4 separate regions of the Homo sapiens genome follow, and all the other regions are linked to region 3. Evidence: chromatin contacts called from ENCODE Hi-C data. All regions are on one chromosome and are shown on one strand. The core of a region is the stretch at or near the end of the contact, and the rest is flanking DNA. Distances in the headings are between cores, read along the strand shown. Region 1 holds the start of RHOH (ras homolog family member H). Region 2 overlaps APBB2 (amyloid beta precursor protein binding family B member 2). Region 3 overlaps TEC (tec protein tyrosine kinase). Region 4 overlaps ATP8A1 (ATPase phospholipid transporting 8A1).

What was found. A loop is a pair of places that touch in the nucleus more often than their neighbours do. Pooled maps may share reads with other maps.
Region 1: a loop to region 3 is called in a map with no recorded cell type, with 6 times the contacts of the local background. The contact joins the promoter of RHOH here to the enhancer-like site in region 3. A Hi-C loop is called at or near these places in 2 of 37 single-sample maps with no recorded cell type and 3 of 50 pooled maps.
Region 2: a loop to region 3 is called in a pooled map, with 10 times the contacts of the local background. The contact joins two enhancer-like sites. A Hi-C loop is called at or near these places in 2 of 37 single-sample maps with no recorded cell type and 2 of 50 pooled maps.
Region 4: a loop to region 3 is called in a map with no recorded cell type, with 14 times the contacts of the local background. The contact joins two enhancer-like sites. A Hi-C loop is called at or near these places in 3 of 37 single-sample maps with no recorded cell type and 4 of 50 pooled maps.

Annotation. Positions count from the first base shown.
Region 1 is chr4:40,194,069-40,198,794 of GRCh38, reverse strand. It overlaps RHOH (ras homolog family member H), which reads right to left and starts at 1,764. Exons shown (of 3, transcript NM_004310.5): 1 at 1,495-1,764. RefSeq lists enhancers at 692-791, 3,969-4,018, 4,059-4,268.
Region 2 is chr4:40,989,446-40,994,401 of GRCh38, reverse strand. All of the region lies in intron 6 of APBB2 (amyloid beta precursor protein binding family B member 2), which reads left to right. It also overlaps the pseudogene RNA5SP160. Among named protein-coding and RNA genes, the nearest start is that of APBB2, 220 kb to the left of the region's middle. RefSeq lists a silencer at 3,220-3,289. Within about 2 kb of position 1,546, at least 9 of the 41 ENCODE cell types and tissues checked have a DNase peak (open chromatin) inside an H3K27ac peak, as active enhancers do.
Region 3 is chr4:48,194,401-48,199,114 of GRCh38, reverse strand. All of the region lies in intron 2 of TEC (tec protein tyrosine kinase), which reads left to right. Among named protein-coding and RNA genes, the nearest start is that of TXK, 63 kb to the right of the region's middle. RefSeq lists enhancers at 1,183-1,352, 2,912-2,961, 2,982-3,031. Within about 2 kb of position 2,259, at least 3 of the 41 ENCODE cell types and tissues checked have a DNase peak (open chromatin) inside an H3K27ac peak, as active enhancers do.
Region 4 is chr4:42,635,947-42,640,689 of GRCh38, reverse strand. The region is part of intron 1 of ATP8A1 (ATPase phospholipid transporting 8A1); the gene reads left to right. Among named protein-coding and RNA genes, the nearest start is that of ATP8A1, 19 kb to the left of the region's middle. RefSeq lists enhancers at 1,380-1,499, 1,730-1,779, 4,355-4,404. Within about 2 kb of position 1,530, at least 4 of the 41 ENCODE cell types and tissues checked have a DNase peak (open chromatin) inside an H3K27ac peak, as active enhancers do.

The sequences.
Region 1 (4,726 bases), core at 515-3,014, 8.0 Mb after region 3:
GGAATAGAGACTTGCTTATCATTCATCAACCAACTCGTTCTCCCAAGAGGAAGGCCACTTTAATTCCTGGATAATTGAAGGGCCTCCTTAAAATGAAGAAACCAGAGGTGGAGGTCTTACTGGTACCCCGAGCCACACGAACCTTTCTCTGCATAAATGATGTCCTAAGGGAAGACAGTAGAGGGCAAATGGAGGCCCACAGCCAGGCACAGGGATGCAGAAAGCAGCCCCAAGTGGGAAGAGGCCACGCTCGACAAGCTCCCTCTCACATGGAATTCTGCTGGTGCCGTGAGAGCCGAGGAAGCGCAGCCGCAGGGCAGAAGGAGACCAAGGACTATTGAATGGGGTCACTTCTCCCCAGTGCCTGCAAGGTCCTCGCTTTTGTGTCCACACCCTAACTGTCTAATCTGATTTCCTGCAATGTGTAAAACAAACTGTCTTCTCTTCTCCAGTGTCTCTTCAACTGGCCTTATCATCTCCAGGTCAGTCTCGCCTTTGTGCCTTTGCCCACAAGGTCCTCCCAGTCTGAAATCACCTGCCCCTTCTCCTTCTACCGACACTTCGCATTCTTCCAAAGCCCAGATCTTCCTGACAACTCCAGTTTGCCCCCAGGCCCCCTCCATGGAATTCACAGAACTCTTCAAGCCTGTGCTGCCCCACTCATCACTGAATTCTCATCTTGCATTGCTTCCTAAATTTTACTTCTTATCACAACTACCAGATTATAGGGTCCTTCAAAGTAGAGATTTTTAAAATATTTCTCTTATATCCTCCACGGCACCAGCTTAGAACCAATAAGGGGACACCAACTACTTGTTGCCTGCTTGAATACGTCAATGGCAACTTTCATTTAGTAAAGCACCTAAAACCGGTGATTTCCCAAACTTTGTTTAGTTACAACTCAGGCTACTGACTGGTACCTCGTAGCATATCTCCAAATCAAACCACCTCAGAAGAAAGATTAAATTTAATTAAAAAATACATGTTATACATCATAGAGCACTTTTGGGAAATGGTCATTAACATTGGCAATAGGTGAAAAACACAAGCTAGAAATTCCAGATTGAAATCTACATCATTTAGACTTCGGTTCTGTTTCTTTTCTGAACTAGACAACTTTAAAATTCATATTTGCACAACTTAGAGCATCTTTAGATTTACTTCATCAAACCTTGGGTAGTATTTAAACTACCCATACAGTTGAGCTCAGCCACAGTCACAAGCATATGCATTCTCTAGAATATCTGGAAAACCAAAAAGCCAACTATTGTAACTTTTCATGTTTCAAAAATCTTGTTAGGACTGTGGTGAGGGGCAGTGAATATCAAAGCAACACTCACCCCCCCGACCCCCGTCCCCCTGTAAATTGATTCTACACCTTACAGCAGGTAGCTCAGAGTCATTACGATGTTTGGCCTAGAGTAAAAGCTAAATAAAATTAGAAAAATTTCTTTTGACACCAAAGAAATACTTTTAAGGAAGCAAAATCCTTACCTGTTGCAGAATGCCGAAGAAATGTCTTGACAGTAAAATGACTGACTCCGGAAATCAAATTTGTTCAACAAAAGCAGGTGAAAACAAAAGCGGCCCAAGCCTTTTCACTGTGGTTGATTTCCTCATAGGATCAACCTCTCCCTCGTTCCCGAGAATATTAACTGATTCACACTGGAAGAACTGAAAATACAACAGTTGGGCTGGCAGGGAGTCCACCCCAAGATGGTTGGGTTAGTGTGTGTGGGGCAGCAGGAGCAATCCGAATGTGACAAAAGAGATTAGCAAGTTCCTGTGCCTAAGTCAATTTCCTGTAGCCGGCTTCTCCGCAGAGGGGGTTTCATTTGTGTGGGTTTAGGGGGGTGTGTGTGCACGTGCGTTTCTCTCCATTAGAATATGAAACTTCCCCAGATCAGAGGCAGAATAAGGCCTTTGCCGCACCGCTGGGTTTGCGTTTAATTTATCCCCCACCCTACTCCGAGACTATGTTTCTCTCCCCCTTAGCCCCATTTTCCTCCAGCAAAGCCCTACGTAAAACTGAAGAAAGGAAGACTGAAGAGTCCAAATGATTCCTCATGGAAGTAAAATTACCAAAAAAAAAAAAAAAAAAAGTCCATGCCACTGACCAATCTTGGTTAATTTGAGCTTAGGAAACAACACCTTAGAACTTTCCCCCCATCAGCTTGGGGAAAACAAGAGGTGGATTGTCTGCTTCGCTTTGCTGCATTAAAAACTATCAAATATTTTGCAAAGAACAGAGGCAGGCTTAGTGAGAGTTCGAGCAGCCCCCTGCCGTGCGTTCACCCCTGTATGGACGAGCACCTGGGCTGGGAGTTACCTGGCGATGAGTTGTTTTTTCAGACTCCTCAGAGTTTCATTATTTGCCTAAAAACACAAGTTTACTTGTTTTGTCCTAATGGGCAATCCAGGTGTAGAGACCATCTGCAACTACTTAGGTTATGGCTAAACGCCTAACCCAACAAATTGAACTTTTGTGATGTGGTCACAACCGCCTGTGCCCCAAATCCCTGAATAACTAACTGTTGATGCTACTGCTCACGGTGATAGCTTGGTCAAAATACCTGCCGACCGTAAGGATAAAGTCAACTCCATGCCTTTTATTTTATTTTATCAGTGCATCGGCCCCACACTCAAAGATTTGAGTTTAATTGAGCTGGGTTGGGACCGGACATCAATATTATTTTAAACCCCTCTGATTATTCTAAAGTACTGCTGCCACTCTAATGGATGAGAAGGAGGAAAGAACATTCCACGTAGAGGCAAATAGTATGTGCAAAGGCCCTGAGGTGGGAAAGAGGTTGGCATGTTCAAAGAAGTGAAAGCAGATGACTGTGCTTGCAGCATAGTTGTAGAGGGAATCAATGGTACAAGGTGAGCATTCTTATCAATAGACACCCAATTACCAAGTTCACAAGACTTCCACATGAACCCATGTGTCAATTTGTTAATGCACAGTAAGAACTCAATCTGCCAGCTGAGATCCTCGAGCCTTCTGAAGAGCACATTATCTCCTAGAAAATCCTCTGTGGGAGGCCAGGTGCAGTGGCGGTGGCTCACACCTGTAATGCCAGCACTTTAGGAGGCTGAGCGGGGAGCATTGCTTGAACCTAGGAGTTCGGGACCAGCCTGGGCAACGTAGTGAGATCCCATCTCTACAAAAATTAGCTGGGCAACCACACCTGTAGTCCCAGCTACTCAGGAGTCCGAGGCAGGAGGATTGCTTGAACCCATGAGGTTGAGGTTGCAGTGAGCTGTGATCCACCACCACACTCCAGCCTGGGGACACAGCAAGACCCTGTCTCGAAAAAAGAGAGAGAGGGACAGACAGAAGGAGGGAAGGGAAGGAAAAGGAAGAGAAGGGGAGGGAAGGAAGGAAGGAAGGAAGGAAGGAAGGAAGGAAGGAAGGAAGGAAGGAAGGAAGGAAGGAAAAGAAAGAAAGGAAAGAAAGGGAAAATCCTCTGTGGAAAGCCAGATCACCATGGTGATGTTATCAGCTGAGCAGAACATAAGCTTGTGGATATTTTCTTTATCTACTTCTGGTTTTGTTCATCAAAGGATTTAGAGCATCTGGCAAAAATACTTACACCTTAGCAAAATGAAACAATTAAAAACAAGAAATTTGAAAATGAGGCCAAGAGAAGTGAAGACAAAAATGACACTAAAACTGGGGGTGAGGTTAATTACAGAGAATGTATGCCACGTGGTTCTATGCTCTTCAGCAACTGGTATGAAGCAGGAAATATCACCACACAGAAAGCTCATTGCCCGCGGGAGAAACATAAACACATAGCTCAGAATCATGAGGTCTTCCTGGCTCCCCAGTGCTGAGATTAAAGAGAAACTTTGCCCCCTGGATTCCCATAGAGAAGACAACACGGCTGAAGTGAAACACCATGTTTAGACTCCACGCAGCCAGCCACAAGTCCGTGAGGTGGTTCCTTACGCTGTTCCTCCATATATGCTGATTGCATCTCACCGAAGAGTTTACTAAAAGCAACTCCAGGGTGTGCGGCAGGGAGAGTGCAGCAGGAGATTAGTAAGAATGTGCCACCCCACAGCACCACTTTGATGTTCCAGTTTTATCCAGAGATGAAAAATGACTTCATGGGCCGGGCGCAGTGGCTCACGCCTATAATCCCCACACTTTGGGAGGCCGAGGCAGGCGAATTGTTTGAGCCCAGGAGTCCAAGACCAGCCTGAGCAACATAGCGACACCCAGTCTCTAAAATAATACTAATAATAACAATGACAATAGGCCGAGTGCTGTGGCTCACGCCTATAATCCCAAAACTTTGGGAGGCCGAGGAGGGCAGATCGCTTGAGGTCAGGAGTTCGAGACCAGCCTGGCCAACATGGTGAAACCCCGTCTCTTCTAAAAATACAAAAATTAGCCAGGCACGGTAGCTCATGCCTGTAATCCCAGCTACTCGAGAGGCTGAGGCAGGATAATTGCTTGAACCCAGTAGGCAGAGGTTGTAGTGAGGCAAGATCATACCACTGCACTCCAGCCTGGGCAACAGAGTGAGACGTCAGCCTAAAAAATAATAATAATAATAATAATAAAGAAAAATGACTTCAGATATGCTTCAGAAAATTCAGGATAAAAAGTTTCTCTCATCCAAGTTTCTAAAAGATTTAAAGAGGCAAAGAGTTCAAAATTGGTTGCCCCTCCAACAGGAGATCCAGTGTCCTTTAAGGGGGACAATGTCTCCCC
Region 2 (4,956 bases), core at 297-2,796, 7.2 Mb after region 3:
AGAGCAATCTTATTTTCTTCATTTGCAAGTCTTGGAGAAAATCTCGTTGCAGCTAGTAAGTTTGGCCTGTAGTCTGTCTGCATCAGAACTCCTAGGTGTTTCTTTTTTTTTTTTTTGAGATGAGTCTTGCTCTGTTGCCCAGGCTGGAGTGCAGTGGCGCGATCTCGGCTCACTGCAAGCTCCACCTCCCAGGTTCACGCCATTCTCCTTCCTCAGCCTCCCGAGTAGCTGGGACTACAGGCGCCCGCTACCGTGCCCGGCTAATTTTTTGTAATTTTTAGTAGAGACGGGGCTTCACCATTCACAGGATGGTCTTGATCTTCTGACCTTGTGATCTGCCTGCCTTGGCCTCCCAAAGTGCTGGGATTACAGGTGTGAGCTACCGCGCCCAGCCTCTCCTAGGTGTTTCTTTAAATGTAGATACCTGGGCCCTACCTGTGCCTTACAGACTCAGACGCAGGTAGTGGGTCTCAGGAACCTGCATTTTAACTTCCTCCTCTATGCATCATTTGAGAAGCATGGCTCAGATTCTGACACAGGAACTGCTTTAGTTAGGGCCTTCTGTTGTGTTTGAAGTGCTGTGTTCCTATTATAATGGATACTGATCTGGCTAACATTTAACAAGAATCACAGCCTTAATGAAAAACGTGGAAAACATTTATTTTCTTTTAAAAAATAATATTTTCTTTTGTTTTTGATAGAATCAAGTAGAAGTGGCCAGGCATGATGGCTTATGCTGTAATCCCAGCACTTTGGGAGGTTGAGGCAGGAGGATTGCTTGAGGCCAGGAGTTTGAGACCAGCCTGGGCAACATAATGAGACTTCATCTCTATAAAAAATAAACAAAAAATTAGCTGGGTATGATGGCACGTGCCTGTAGTCCCAGCTACTCAGGAAGCTGAGGTGGGAGGATCTCCTTGAGCCCCGGAGGTCAAGGCTGCAGTGAGCCAAGATCACACCACTGCACTTCAGCCTGGGAGACAAAGGGTAACCCTGTCTCAAAAAACATTTTTGTTAAAAAAAAAAAAAAAAAAAAAAAAGAGAGAAGAGTTCTTAATTGCTCCTGTGCTCCAGAAATTAAACTACTGGAAATCTCTTCTCTTGTTCTTGTCCCTAAAATGGAATTTGTGCCATAAGCTTTACTGCACTATGAACACTGAATATTTAAATCCCAGCTGTGCTATTACTAAATGGATGATTGTGGCTGAGTCACTTAACACCATACGTTTCCTCCTCTGTCAAATAGGGTTAATAATAGTCTCTGCCTTGTGGGGTGGTTGTGATGATTAACTGAAACAAGACATGTGGGGCACAGAACGTAGTGATTGCCATGTAGTAAGGGCTCAGCAAAAATTGGATTTTATAAATATTCTGGTATGGAAAATTAATTCTCCCACTGAAGGAAAAGCACAGAGAGAGAGTAAAAGAGGGACTACGATTGTGTACACAAACAGAAAATAACTTCAGATAAGCAGCAGAGTAGACTAGAACAAGTAGGCAGGAAGACAGTGTTTCACAACGTAGAGATCCTGCACATGGCAGGCCGGCCTATCTCCATCCGGCCCTGTGGTTTGGCTTGTTCGTCATTGCCCATGAGCCTCGGTCTTACTTGAAGGGGTGAGGAAGGTGATGGGTCCTGAGGGTGGTGCAGCTCCCTGGCCTGGACATCGGGGGTCGGTCTTCTGCTCGTGATACTCCTGCTCGCTGGCTTCATACTTCCCGCGTTACTTCCAGGGGTTACCAGCGTTTCCATCCAGTCATTTCACACACCTCATTGAACAATTTTCCAAGTGTTGGTTTGCTCTCTTCCTTACTACATATTAATGAGGTGTCCAAGACTGCTGTTCAGCACGTATCTAAAATGTTGTTTAACTACATCAGAAGGTAAATCTATAGCTGCTGAAGCGAACTAAAAAGCTGTGTCAATCTGGTGCAGTGGCTCACACCTGTAATCCCAGTGCTTTGGGAGGCTGAGGTGGGAGGATAGTTTGAGGCTAGGAGTTTGAGACCAGCATGGGCAACATAGAAAGACCCCCCCCCATCTCTACCAAAAATAAATAAATAAATAAAATTAGCTAAGTGTAGTGCCGTGCACCTTTAGTACCAGCTACTCGGGAGGCTGAGGCAGAGGATGTCACTTGGGCCCAGGTGGTCAAGGCTATAATTATGCCACTGGCTTCCAGCTTGTGCAACAGAGTGAGACCCTGTCTCTTAAAAACAAGCAACAAACAAAAAAGGCAGCTGCATTGATAATCAGTCAGGTAAAGCATCGTCATTTTCACTTTCAAAAAGTTGTTCTGAGTATTAAGTGTTAGCAAAGATGCTTTTCTCTCTGTAGTATTTTTAGCCTTAACAGTTTTCACTCTTAATTTCAGTGTGAGTGTGGTGTGTGTGGTGTCTGTGCGTGAGTGTGAGAGAGAGAGATGGGGAGGAGGAGGGAGAGTGAGAGCAGTGTTCTGATTGTAGAACACCCTCACAGGTAGAATTGTTATAACTTTCTAATTGCAGACCACTCTCATAGAAGATTCTTAAGGAAACCTCAGCCCACCTTCTGAAGGGATGAGACGAGTAGCATCTTCAAGTGAAATGCCCTCTGGGGTCTGAAGGTTCTAAAAAAAATCCTAGAAAACCAAGGAAGATGGTGAATTATGGAAGAACTACCCAGATGATTTTCAAAGCTGTAAATTAACAAGTGTGTCTGTTTTAGGAGGAGGGGGTGAAAAGTCTAGGGTGTGTGTGTGTGTTTTTCTTTCTTCTTTTCTCTGTTCACTTGCCAAAAACAAACAAAAATGACCTCACTTCAGACACAGGGATAAAAGCAGGAGGAAATTGCTATAGTTAGAACACTATAGGTTTTTTTTCCCCCTGTACTTTTTGGATACATATTTTTAAAAAAATAAATAGGATCACTTACTCTGGCCTAGCACAATTTCATCTAAAGTGTTTTGAAAGTTATAGTCTTAATTTTAGGGACAGAATAGGTTATCGTAAGGGGTGTGAGGGTTTTTAAATGCAAGGCATTTTCCAGGGGACTTTTAAAAATCAATACCAGGAAGCAAAATAAAAAATTTAAAAATCAAAACCCAGCAAGGCACGGTGGCTCACACCTGTAATCCTAGCACTTTGGGAGGCCAAGGCAGGCAGATTTCTTGAGCCCAGGAGTTCGAGACCAGCCTGGGCAAAATGGTGAGATCTCATTTCTACAAAAAAAAAAAAAAAAAAAAAAGCAAAACACACACACACACAACAAAATTAGCCATGCGTAGTGGCACACATCTGTAGTTCCAGCTACTCAGGAGGCTGAGACGAAAGTTGCAGTGAGCCAAGATTGCACCACTGCCCTGCAACCTGGGCAACAGAGTGAAACCTTGCCTCCAAAAAAAAAAAAAATGAAACTCAGTCCAAAATGACCAGAAATCTATGTAGTTAGCAGAGTAAATCTTACCCCTCCCTGCCCCCAACCCCCATTCAGGGTTTCCTTCCTTTCTTTTTCCTCCATTTGCCTCCATAGAGCATATCAACCCAATTTACACCTTCATGAGCTGTAACCTAGAGTCTTTGCTCTGCTTGGCAGAAGAGGAAGAGAAGATGCCACATACAGTTTGGAGTAGGATGATGACACAGTTTTTAAAATGATGGATGCAGTTTGGTATGAAATGAATCACTGTTTAATCTGTGTTACTTTGCTCATATGGACACACTTGGACTCAGCACCCACTTCCTGTGCAATGGCATATTTGGTCTGGGTTACGTTGGGGTGAAGCATTTCCCCCATGAGCTTGCCACAACTCCATCAAGAAGCCTTCTGGAAGTGCGAAAGGTTTGGAATGGTAGGCTGTGGAAATCCTGAGCTGTTTGCTGAGTTTCTCCCTGCCTTCCTCCCTTTCTCCTTTCTTGTGTGTGTGAAAAGCGGTTATGGCACAGTGTCTTTCATGAGAAATGATTGGCTTGGGATGAATCTCACCACTCCTTTCTGGCACTTTTGCAAAAAAGAACACTTTTTTTCACGGTAGACACCGGATACAACTGGAATATTCTTCTGATGTCCAACAACAGCTGGAGAGAGAAAGAGAGAGAGAGACAAGAGGGGAGGGGAGAAAGAGAGAGGGAGAGAGAAGAAAGAGAGAAAGCCTATAGCACCTGGTATTCTCATGGTGGTCTCCCATCCAAGTTCTAACTAGACCTGACCCTGCTTAGCTTCCCACATCAGATGAGATCTGGCAAGTTCAGGGTTTTATGGCCATAGACCCCTTCCACTTTAAAGCTGAGTAATTAATATTCCACTGTCTGTATATACCACGTTTTGCTTATTCAGTCATCTATGGATGGACACTTGGGTGGTTTCCACATTGTATCACTCCCGCTTTTGAGAACCCTTGTGGAGCAGCAACCCAGGTATCATTTAATAAAAGGCTCCTCTCTATAAGTTTTAGCGTTTTATATGTACTCTTTAGTTTTCTTCTTTTCTTTCCCAGTTGAGCAGACAGTTTATTGAAGATCTCTTTGAGGCCCAGAGTTGCTTTTCCTGAATACCCAGTGATTGTTATCTTGCTGCCATTGGATTAGGAAGTCTGGTTTGCAATATTTAATCTATGAATATGTTGTCTGCGACACTGCCCCTAAACAAACACATTCCCCTTCCGACGAGGCTCGGATGACACAGAGATCAGCTTAAAGCTTGGGACAGCGAGACCTGGACTCAGTAGGGGGCTGTATCAGTCTGTGCAGTGCATGCACCTCTGCACATCATGATAAATTGTTTATTGGAGTACAGTAGAGAATAAATAACCAAACAAGCAAATTAACAAAGCAAATAGGTAGCTAGTTTGGAAAACTGGCCACATCTGGGATGGATTTGGGAAAAAAAAAATGTAGTTTCTCCTTCTACTCAAGGGAAATTAAAAACTCTTGCATTTTATTGATTTCCTCTAAGCTCATCTGCACATTGTTTTTACA
Region 3 (4,714 bases), core at 1,010-3,509:
TGGGCAGTTGATGAAACTTTCTAAGTCTCAGTTTCTTCACCTGTAAAAGGAGAAAATACCTGCCCTGCCAGGCCATTTGTATTTAAGCCTCTGGCCGATAGAATATTAGAAACCTTTCTGTCCATTGGCTTCAAAGATGCTTTAAGAATGAAAACATTTCTACCTTAAAAACAGAGACAATGGAAAACATTACTTTCTTTATCATCTCCTTGGTACCTTTGAATATACATTTTGCACAGTGAAAATCAAGACTGGCTTCTGGGATTAGAAACAGAAGGGCTCTGTGGCCTTTTTTAGTTTAGTTTTTTCTTTTTTCTTAAATTTAAATATACTTCTATTGTGTGAAGGAGAGAAAAAAATATATTTTTTCCCCTTGCCTATCTTAGTTTTTCCAGCTGGGGCCTTTTAAATTAGACCACCAAAAGAGAGATTAACAGGAGAAAAGCATAGAATTTTTATTTAGTAATTTTTACATGTACGTGGGAGCCTTCACCAGGAAAATAAAGACCCAGGGAAGTTGTAAGGGTTGAAAGCTTATATATTATGTTGGACAAAGAGTAGTAAATTGGTAAATTGTAAAGATATGACAGGGAAAAGGAGTTGGGGCTATTTTGAGAGCTTCTAGCTAATGGGATTCCAGTACCAGGTTGGCTAGCAACCCTGTCCTGATGGGAAATGCAGGGTAGCTGGACATGAATGTCTACAGTGTCCCTTTCCTGGGGTACTTCTTTAGCCTGGAGGATGGTTTTATGCCTAGTTAGCCCACCTGGAACCTGGGGACTCCCTCACATGGGGAACTTGTTTATCTTATTTATCTGGCAGCCACTGTTGTGGCTCTTGTCTGACCCATGTCCAGCTTACACCTGCCTGACCATCGCCCTGGCGCCGGGAGCCTGACTTGATATTCCCCCCAGGATCCCTGGGAAAGCATGGCCTGAGGCAGCTGCAGCCACTGGTTCTTCAGATGAAAAGTGGAAACTCAATACATCACCAGGTAGGAAATGAGTTCAGAGATTTTTACTTACAGATCTTGGACAGGAAGGGCGGAATGGGCTGGGAGGGCAGTCCTCCATCTCCGGGTTGCATGAGGCAGGAATGGAGTCAGGCAGAGAGAGAAAATGCATGTGGGAATTGGCAGTATATATAAGGGGTAGGGTGTGGGGTCACTTTGAGTTCCTGGGCAAAGGCCTAAATGGTGCTTTTAAGGGAAGCTTCGATAAAGTGGGGAACCCTGTCTGCTAGATAGGAGAGATGCCTTTAAATTCTTATCTCTGGCTGCTGGCCTGAGCCATTTGGGTGTGGTGTGGAACTAGAACTATCAAGGGTGACTGAGCCCTGCTTTGGGTATGAAAAAGTTGAATCTATTCAAAATGGATGCTGAGGCAACATGAAAGTATAAGAATTCACTTCAGGACTAGGACAGTTAATTGTGGAAAAGTAGCAAGATAAGGACTAGTATAACAAGGTTTGTACAGCTTTCCCTCAGCCTCAGCTCCCCATCTCTGGTGATAAGAATGAATGTCTTTCGTCCTCCTGGTATAAGGAGGGCACCTTTTTCATGGGAGTTAATCTCATGCTTTCAAGAAGAACAAGGAAGGTCACAGTGCCCTTCTTGCATGTGCTGTTTTTTTTAAGTGCCTTTAACTCAATCCATATGCCGAAGTAGCATATTTTTGGGTGCTTACCATGTGCCAAACATGGTCTTATATGCTTTTTAAGTATTAACTTTAATCCTGTGAACTGTTTGAGGCAGATACAGTTACTATTCCCATTTTACAGATGATGAAACTAAAGAACAGAGAGGTTGAGTACTTTGCCCAAGGTTGCAGAGTGAGCATGTGGCAGAGCTGGGACCCCAGCCCATGCAGCCTGATTCCCAGAGCTCTGAACCATTGTACTGCACTGCCTCTGGATAGCTTTGTGATATTTTTTGGGCTACCAAATTGTGTGTTTATAGAAGGATCAAACATATATTAATCTTTATATTCACCGGAATATGACTTAGCCGTCAAGACAGCCTGACAAACCGGCAAAATATGTCTTTGTAACATTACTCTTGTGCTTTGAAGAGGAATTTTTGACCAAAGATGCTCCCTGCTATCGTGTGTTAAATGCTGTGAGTTACCAGAGATCAATTGTTCCTAACGTAAAAAGGAAGTGCTAATCTAGTCACTGGCTGGCTCAGTATTGGTTTCATACTGTAAGATAGAACTAAAATAACAGCCTCGAAGGGTAAAAATAGTGGAGTCACATGAAGCATCAACCGTCATTTTAAAAACAGAATTGTAAGACCCATGAGGAAAGGTTAATTTCTTTTTCTGTTTGAAAAGAGTGGATGTTGGTAGACACTGGTCGTTTCTATTACGGCCTCCTGTAATTTTAGAAAACCGATATTTGTCATGACCTGAGGAAACATCTCATTCATGGCTTTTATAAGACATAGTCAAATTCAGCATCAACTCTCAGAAGATCTTTCTTGGAGTCTAGAAGGTAGGTGTGAGGATCGTTTCTTAATCAAAACTAGTGGCTCTCGCTTTTAGGTTTCCTAAGGGCTAGTATGCTTTTCAAAAATAATATTAGTAGCTAAATTGATCAAGCACTTAAACTGTTTGTCAGCGTTCTTCCAAAAGCTTTACATGAATTGACTCTTCGAATTCTTACTGCAATCATATGAAGTTCTGGTGCTATTATTCATCCCATTTAATAGCTAATGAAGTGTAGGCACAGAGAGGTTAAGTAACTTGTTCAAGGAGATACAGTGAGTAAGTAGCAGAGCTGAGATTCAAACTCAGACAGTTGGGCTTCAGACTTTTTGCTTTTAAGCAGTAAGCTCTATTATAGAGGCCTGCTGGTTCTTAGCCCAGGGAGATCTAAGACGTGTAAACCAGAATGCCTGCCCACACTGAGTAGGGATCTTCCCCACTCAGTCTACTAACTTGCATGCCAGTCTCCTCTGGAAACACCATCACAGACACAATCAGAAGGAAAGCTTTACCAGCTCTCTAGGCAGTCCTTCTTCCAGTCAAGTTGATACCTAAAGTTAACCATCACACCTTCCAAGACTGGTTGCTGCATAGGTGCTATAATGTGGTATCTCTGTACCACCAGAAGGGAGGTGAGGCGGGGGTAAGGAAGAGAAAAGCAGACAGATAAAGCTTCTGTTGCAGGTGCTGGTGGGCACTCAGTGAGTGGCGTGGCTATTGGACAGTGGGGATTCTGTATTTTGCACTGTGGGGGCATCTCTCAGAATGGCCAGATATTCTGCAACAGGGATGAATGAGAGTTAGTTTCACTAGAGCAATTGAGAGTTAGTTGCATTAGCAAGAGCAAACTAAGAGGGAACAAATAGTTTAATTATGGCTCCTAGCTGTGATAGCCAGCAAAGAGTACAACATTGCAGCCTAGATTTCTGTATCTTACTCATTTGCCCTTGATCAATTTGTTTAACTCAGTGCCCCATTTACCCAACAGTAAATTGCAGATGCTAAATGACTCATTACTTTGGCAGAGTCACTGGTTCTGTAATTAATTATGGAGCACTTTAAGATTGATGAATGCAAGGAGCTGTGCACACACGACCTGTACGAGCAGTTGTATAAACATCGGGATTGTTGTTGTTTCTAAGGCTTGCTTCCTGTTCTGAGCCCAGTGTGCACTTTACCACAAAGGACAGCAAAAGCTTTATTAGTAGCAATTAAGAAATGTGCCATCTCTGCTTTTACTGGTTTATGATGGGCTCTTTTTCTATTCTCAAAAAAAAAGTTTGTAAGTAGATTCAGTTACAACTTTGATCAGGCTTTAAAAAATATTTGAGAAGTGTTTTTTAACCTTTTATCATAGAATATTTACAACTTACTGAACAGTAGACAGAATAGTACAGTGAACCCCGTGTACCCATTACCCAACCAAGTAACCCTAGTCACACTTCCTCCCACCTCATTATCTATAACAAATCCCTTCTACTCCCATTGTCTTGCAGAAACCACATCATTTCTTCTACAGATGGTTCAGTATTCATCTGCAGAAGTCAGGGAGCCCCCAGCTTAAGCAGAATCTTAGTGCCATCACCACACTCTTAAATATCAACAGAACTTCCTTAATATCATCAAGCACTCAGTCAGTGGAAGAAATTGTTTTAAAAATAATTTTATCTACAGAATGTTCACAGTTGATGGGTTGTATTACAAAAGTTTGCTGTAAGTTGGTTATTTGCAACACCAGTTGAATGAATATTCCTGTAGAAACTGTAGTAAAAGCAGTGATTGGCCCGCATTAAACCCACAAAAACCCATGGAATACATAATGAAGCAATTCTGTGTATTTCTCTTTGAGTATTTTACTGAGGGGAGAGTTGATGGGCAATTCACCGTCTGCTACTAGAGACCTGGCTCCAAAATACATTTTCTCTTTCTTGTGGGTGTTATTATGGTGATTCCTTCTCCCTGTGCCCACTTCCTCACTCCCCCCAACTCTCATCATCTACTCATCAAACTTCCCATTAGAGAAGCGAGAGGAAGAAACTTTACCTGGTATGGCTGACTGTATTCATTGAAAACAAGGAGGGAATGTTTCTCTTTTAGGGGGTAGCAAAGGGTATAGGAAAGCTGCCATTATATGCAGTTTAGTATTTTAAAGACGTCTAGAAAACAAACTGCAATGTGATCTCTTTAACATTGAAGAGAACTAGAGAGATATATAGGGCTAAGTAGCAGCT
Region 4 (4,743 bases), core at 281-2,780, 5.6 Mb after region 3:
TTAGTATGTGAGACCCCTCCATGTATGTTTGTCAGCTACATAGTTGTGAATCCACATTGTTTCATAATCATGGAATCGTGTGTCTTCATTTATAACAATAGGGCCTACACAAAAGCCTTCTTGAAATCCAGATGCTGAGGGTTCTATTTTTGAAAAGAAAGAAAAGGGATTTAGTCAGTGGAGGCTTACTGATCCCCACCAGTCACCACCTCCCTTTTAAGCAGTCTGTTAATCAGCTGCACTTAATGTTTGACTAGCATTGGCCTCAAACTCATTGGCCAATAGCATTATTATTCAGACTTATCTAATGTAAAGGACCTTTTTTAGAGGAAACATTTCTTTTTGGTCTTTGAGAATATATTCTTTGTATGAGAAACACTGCTTTCAAAATAATTAAGCTCAGTTCCATGTTTAACTGAATTCTCAGAAATGTTCTTTTAACTTCTGAATTTTCAGATCTTTCCCAAAAATCCTTTAGAAGCAGTGGATCTCATTTTGTAAATCTGTGAACTTTGAAAGCACATCTGTAGACTCCCATTTTAAAAAACAGTGGTTTATGATCTTTATGATCCATCTTCTTTTTAGAACACTGGGAGAGTGCAGGTGGCCCTCCTTATCCCTGAGTTTCACGTCCATGGATTCAGCCAATCATGGATCAAAAGTATTCAGAAAAAATTCCATAGAGTTTCAAAAAGCAAAACTTCAATTTGCCACACACCAAGTACTATGTTGAATCCATGCAAATGACGTGTAGGCATTGTGTTAGGTATTATAAGTAATCGAGAGATGATTTAAAATATACAAGAGGATGTGTGTAGGTTATTTGAAATACTACATCACTTTATATAAGGTAATTGAGCATCTGCAGATTTGGTAAGGGGTCTTGGAACCAATCCCCCATGCATACTGAACGATGACTAAATTGTCTTCATCTTTTAGTTCCTCTCTCATTCACCATAGTTCTTCTCTGATTAGTAACAGTTCACTTAACTATTTTGCAGGTTCTCACAGTTCTGTAGGTTAGAAAATAATTATATATACCTACACATACATATATGTATTTACTATAGGCTAGGAATTCATTTAGAGCAGTTAGGTGCTGATTTTTCTTTTTTTCCCTCTTAAAATAATCCCCTACCTTGTCTTTTGGTTTAGTTCTTCGAACTAATGTTCATTCTAACCTTTCCAGTCTTAAGATGATTATCCTTGATAGACGATTGAAGCAAAGTAGATGTTGGAGCTGAGAAGTTCTGCCTTTTATTATCTGTTAACAACATTGTATCATCTATTCTAGGCAGCAGGCTCATCTCATCAATTCTTTGTGTCCCAGATGAAAGGGGGAAAAATCGAGTGGTCTCTAACGTTTTTTACAACACCTTTCCTCCAGTCTCAGATGTCTGTGCATCTGTTAATATTCACTGTTGAACATGTGAACCTATCTATTTTCAACCTTTCCTGTGATCTTTTTTTAATCTTGTGCTTGTTCAAGTACTTCCTGTGAAGCAGCAGTGGTCTCTAAATACAACTCCTTCAACCCTCCCTGACCACCTCCCCGCCTTGTCAGGGCCTTCCACAATTACTCAGCATGTGGGTTTGGACAGCTGTTGGGGCTTCTGCACTTTGTGGGTCTTGATAATAAATTGAAATGTGCCCTCCTGAAATCCAGAATACATATCTGACATGGCCTGGTATTCCCCTTTGACAGTCAAAAACTCTTTGATACAGTTATTTTTTGAAGAGTATCATTACTACTTTACCACTTTTGCTTGGATTAGAATCCAGTCCGTAGTGTCAGTCTGCCTTGTTTCCTGTGCATTTTTAGAGGTGAACTTAATGCCACTGCAAGTCAGTGGTGCTTTAAGCTAATTGAGACTTCTAGGAGATGCTTGGTAGATGTCTGGTGGTTGCAACCCCTCGTTTCTGGTGCAGTCTGCTTCTGTGTCAATTTTTAAACATCTATGTTGGCAAATATACTATTTAATTCTTCTGTCAGATAAAGTTATCTGTGGGTTATTCCCAAGGAGATGTCATTAAATTCCTTCTGTCTTTCATTGTTCTGGTTCCTTTTCCAGTTAAGCATGAAATGGCGTTAGTAAATGTTTTATTATTTCCAAGCAATTCAGCATGCCGAAGATGACTATTATTTTAGGTTAATATCCAAGGCTGGCTGCCAACAAGATTGACTGTTTACTATGTGTGACGCCCAACTCTAGGCATACTATAGATTTCCTTGTAATACTGCTTAAGGATATCCTTTCTTCTGAATGTCAGGAGTACTCTTTAGAATCCACCACTTAGAATTTGTAGTGCTACTTCAGGGGCTTGTCGCAATTTAGCGTGAGTTCAAGAAATGTTAAGCCATTACTTTTTTTCCTTTTTTAGACAATAACTGCTGTGGTGTGTTTTACACTTGTTTATTTTTAAATCAATTCCCTCAAAGGCACTTAAAGAAACATGTCATTTACCATGTCTCCTAATGACAGGTCCTGATGACAAAATATATTAGTGGTTATTAGGATAGAGACAAGACTATAAATTTCTGGGAATTTTTGGATGCCTTATATTGAAATAGAAAATTTAGCAAACATTTAGTGCACAGAAGGGACTTTCCTGAAGGGTCATTCATGTTACTTCCCCATATTAGAGTAGCATACTTAATAGATACTTACCCATACCCTTGTGCCTGTCCCATCCTCTGTACATAAGCATGCATAGCATTTATTATTATTGAACTAAGCATATAGCTCAAAAGATTAGTGTCAGATGTATGATGGTCTTTTACATAGACAATATATTCAAAACTTTTGTAGGTATCCCTTCAAAGAAGAATGGCCAAGGAGAGTATTTTGACACTTAAGTAGCATCCAACAAGGCTGAAGGGGTAGAGAAATGTCTGAACTGGAAATACTGTTGAGGTGTAATAGACCAGCAAAGGACAGAGTTAAAGGGAGAGGTGAGGTCAAATTTAATTGTTGAATGAATGCATGAATCTATCTATCAGTGTCAGAGCTTTAGATATGGGTTGGACTTTATCAGTTTCCAAATGTTGTCTTGCCTTTGGTGCTCAGTGACTCTCTAACCTTGAGCAAGTCTCCATATGACAAGTGATGTCTCCTAATCTTCATTTTTAGAACTCTTTTAAAAAGTGAACCCTTTTGTATAATGAAAAGCTATCAATTGTTGAAGGAGATAACCATGTTTTACATGATCAAGGGTATGTAATGTTTGTTATAACTCAGATGGACTTGGAGGTAATGAGCTAGCATCACAGTTGCATGAACAAGAGGGTGATGGAGAAGAAGGTAGGGATGTGGAAAACCGTTTGGCTATTGTGCAAGTTCCTTAGAGTTGCAATCCACAGTTGTCCCAGAACGTGCTGGACTCAGAGCTTGTTTAGGGCAGCTGTTAACATCAGAAGAGATCTGATCCAGCAAGTAGGGCCTGTTGGGGAAGGTTCCAGGTAGCCTGCTTATTCTTAAGCAGGAAAATTGCACTGTGGTTCCAGGTCATCATTCCATGTTGATCAGAAAAGCCAGCTAGCGGTTGAGGTACAGGGAACAGGGCTTAGCTTCTTGTAGAAGGCTAGCCAGTCTGGGTAGGGCATCACTGCCCACCTACATTAGATGGGTGTTGGGACAGGACTTGGCTTCCAACAGAGGACTGAAATGATTCTGTCAAGACTCCATAATATATAGGCTGAGCATATCCTTTAAGCGGGTGGAGTAGCTCCTGGAATCACATGAAACGCTTAGAGAAAGGTTGAGGAGGATCTAAGGCAGCTTGACTAATACCACAGATTCATTCCTGTCTGTGTTCAGCCTTTTCATCTCTCCAGATGGCAAATTGACTGACTGGCTTAGCCTGGACTGTGTGCTGACTTTTAAGTCAATGAGGAGCATGGAGCCTTGATGGAGCAGTCCCCTAAGACTCTGGGGGAGGGGTTCTCCAAAGGAAAGCAATGGGCTGTTTCCAGGAGAAGCAGATGCCGAGCTGGAAAGAGCAGATTGTCCACTGCACAGAGTCTGCATTAACACTCGGTACAGGGATGGTGTATTAATGCAACTGAAAATTCCATTTTTCCTCTGGCTACTGTTGTCATGATCTAGAAATTTGAGAGGTATTGCTAAATAGTTTCCATTTTAATTTCCATGCTTTTAAGGGTGTTTGATTTCTTCAGTGCCATATTTGAAAATGTGGTTTGTAAGTCTTTACCTTTGAAGCACCCAGTTTATTGTTTCCAGAGTAGTGGTTCCTTCTTTTCATGAGCTCTCTCTCTCTCTCTCCCCCTACCCGTCTCTGAACAGCTGCTGTCAGGCTCACAATCGAACATTTGAAGTGACTGTTCTGCTCTAACAATGCAGAACATGGGATTTCAAGCCTCTTTTGTCACTGCAGTAATTGCTTCTGCATTTATAATTAAATGAACTATCTGTACTAAGATACCACTAAAAACAAAGTAAATACAAACATCTTAATTATTCAGCCAAGAATTGTTTTGATCCAGCTTAAGAAGCTTATGTGTGTGTGTGTGCGTGTGTGTGTGTGTGTGTGTGTGTGTGTGTGTGTGTGTATTAAGCCCATTGCTTTCCTTTGGAGAACTCCCCCTTCCCCCATAGTCTTAGGGGACTGCTCCATCAAGTTACCATGCCCCTCTTTGACTTAAAAGTAAGCACATGGCCCATGCTAAGCCAATCACAGTCAATTTGCCATCTGGAGAGATGAAAAGGCTGAACACAGAGAGGA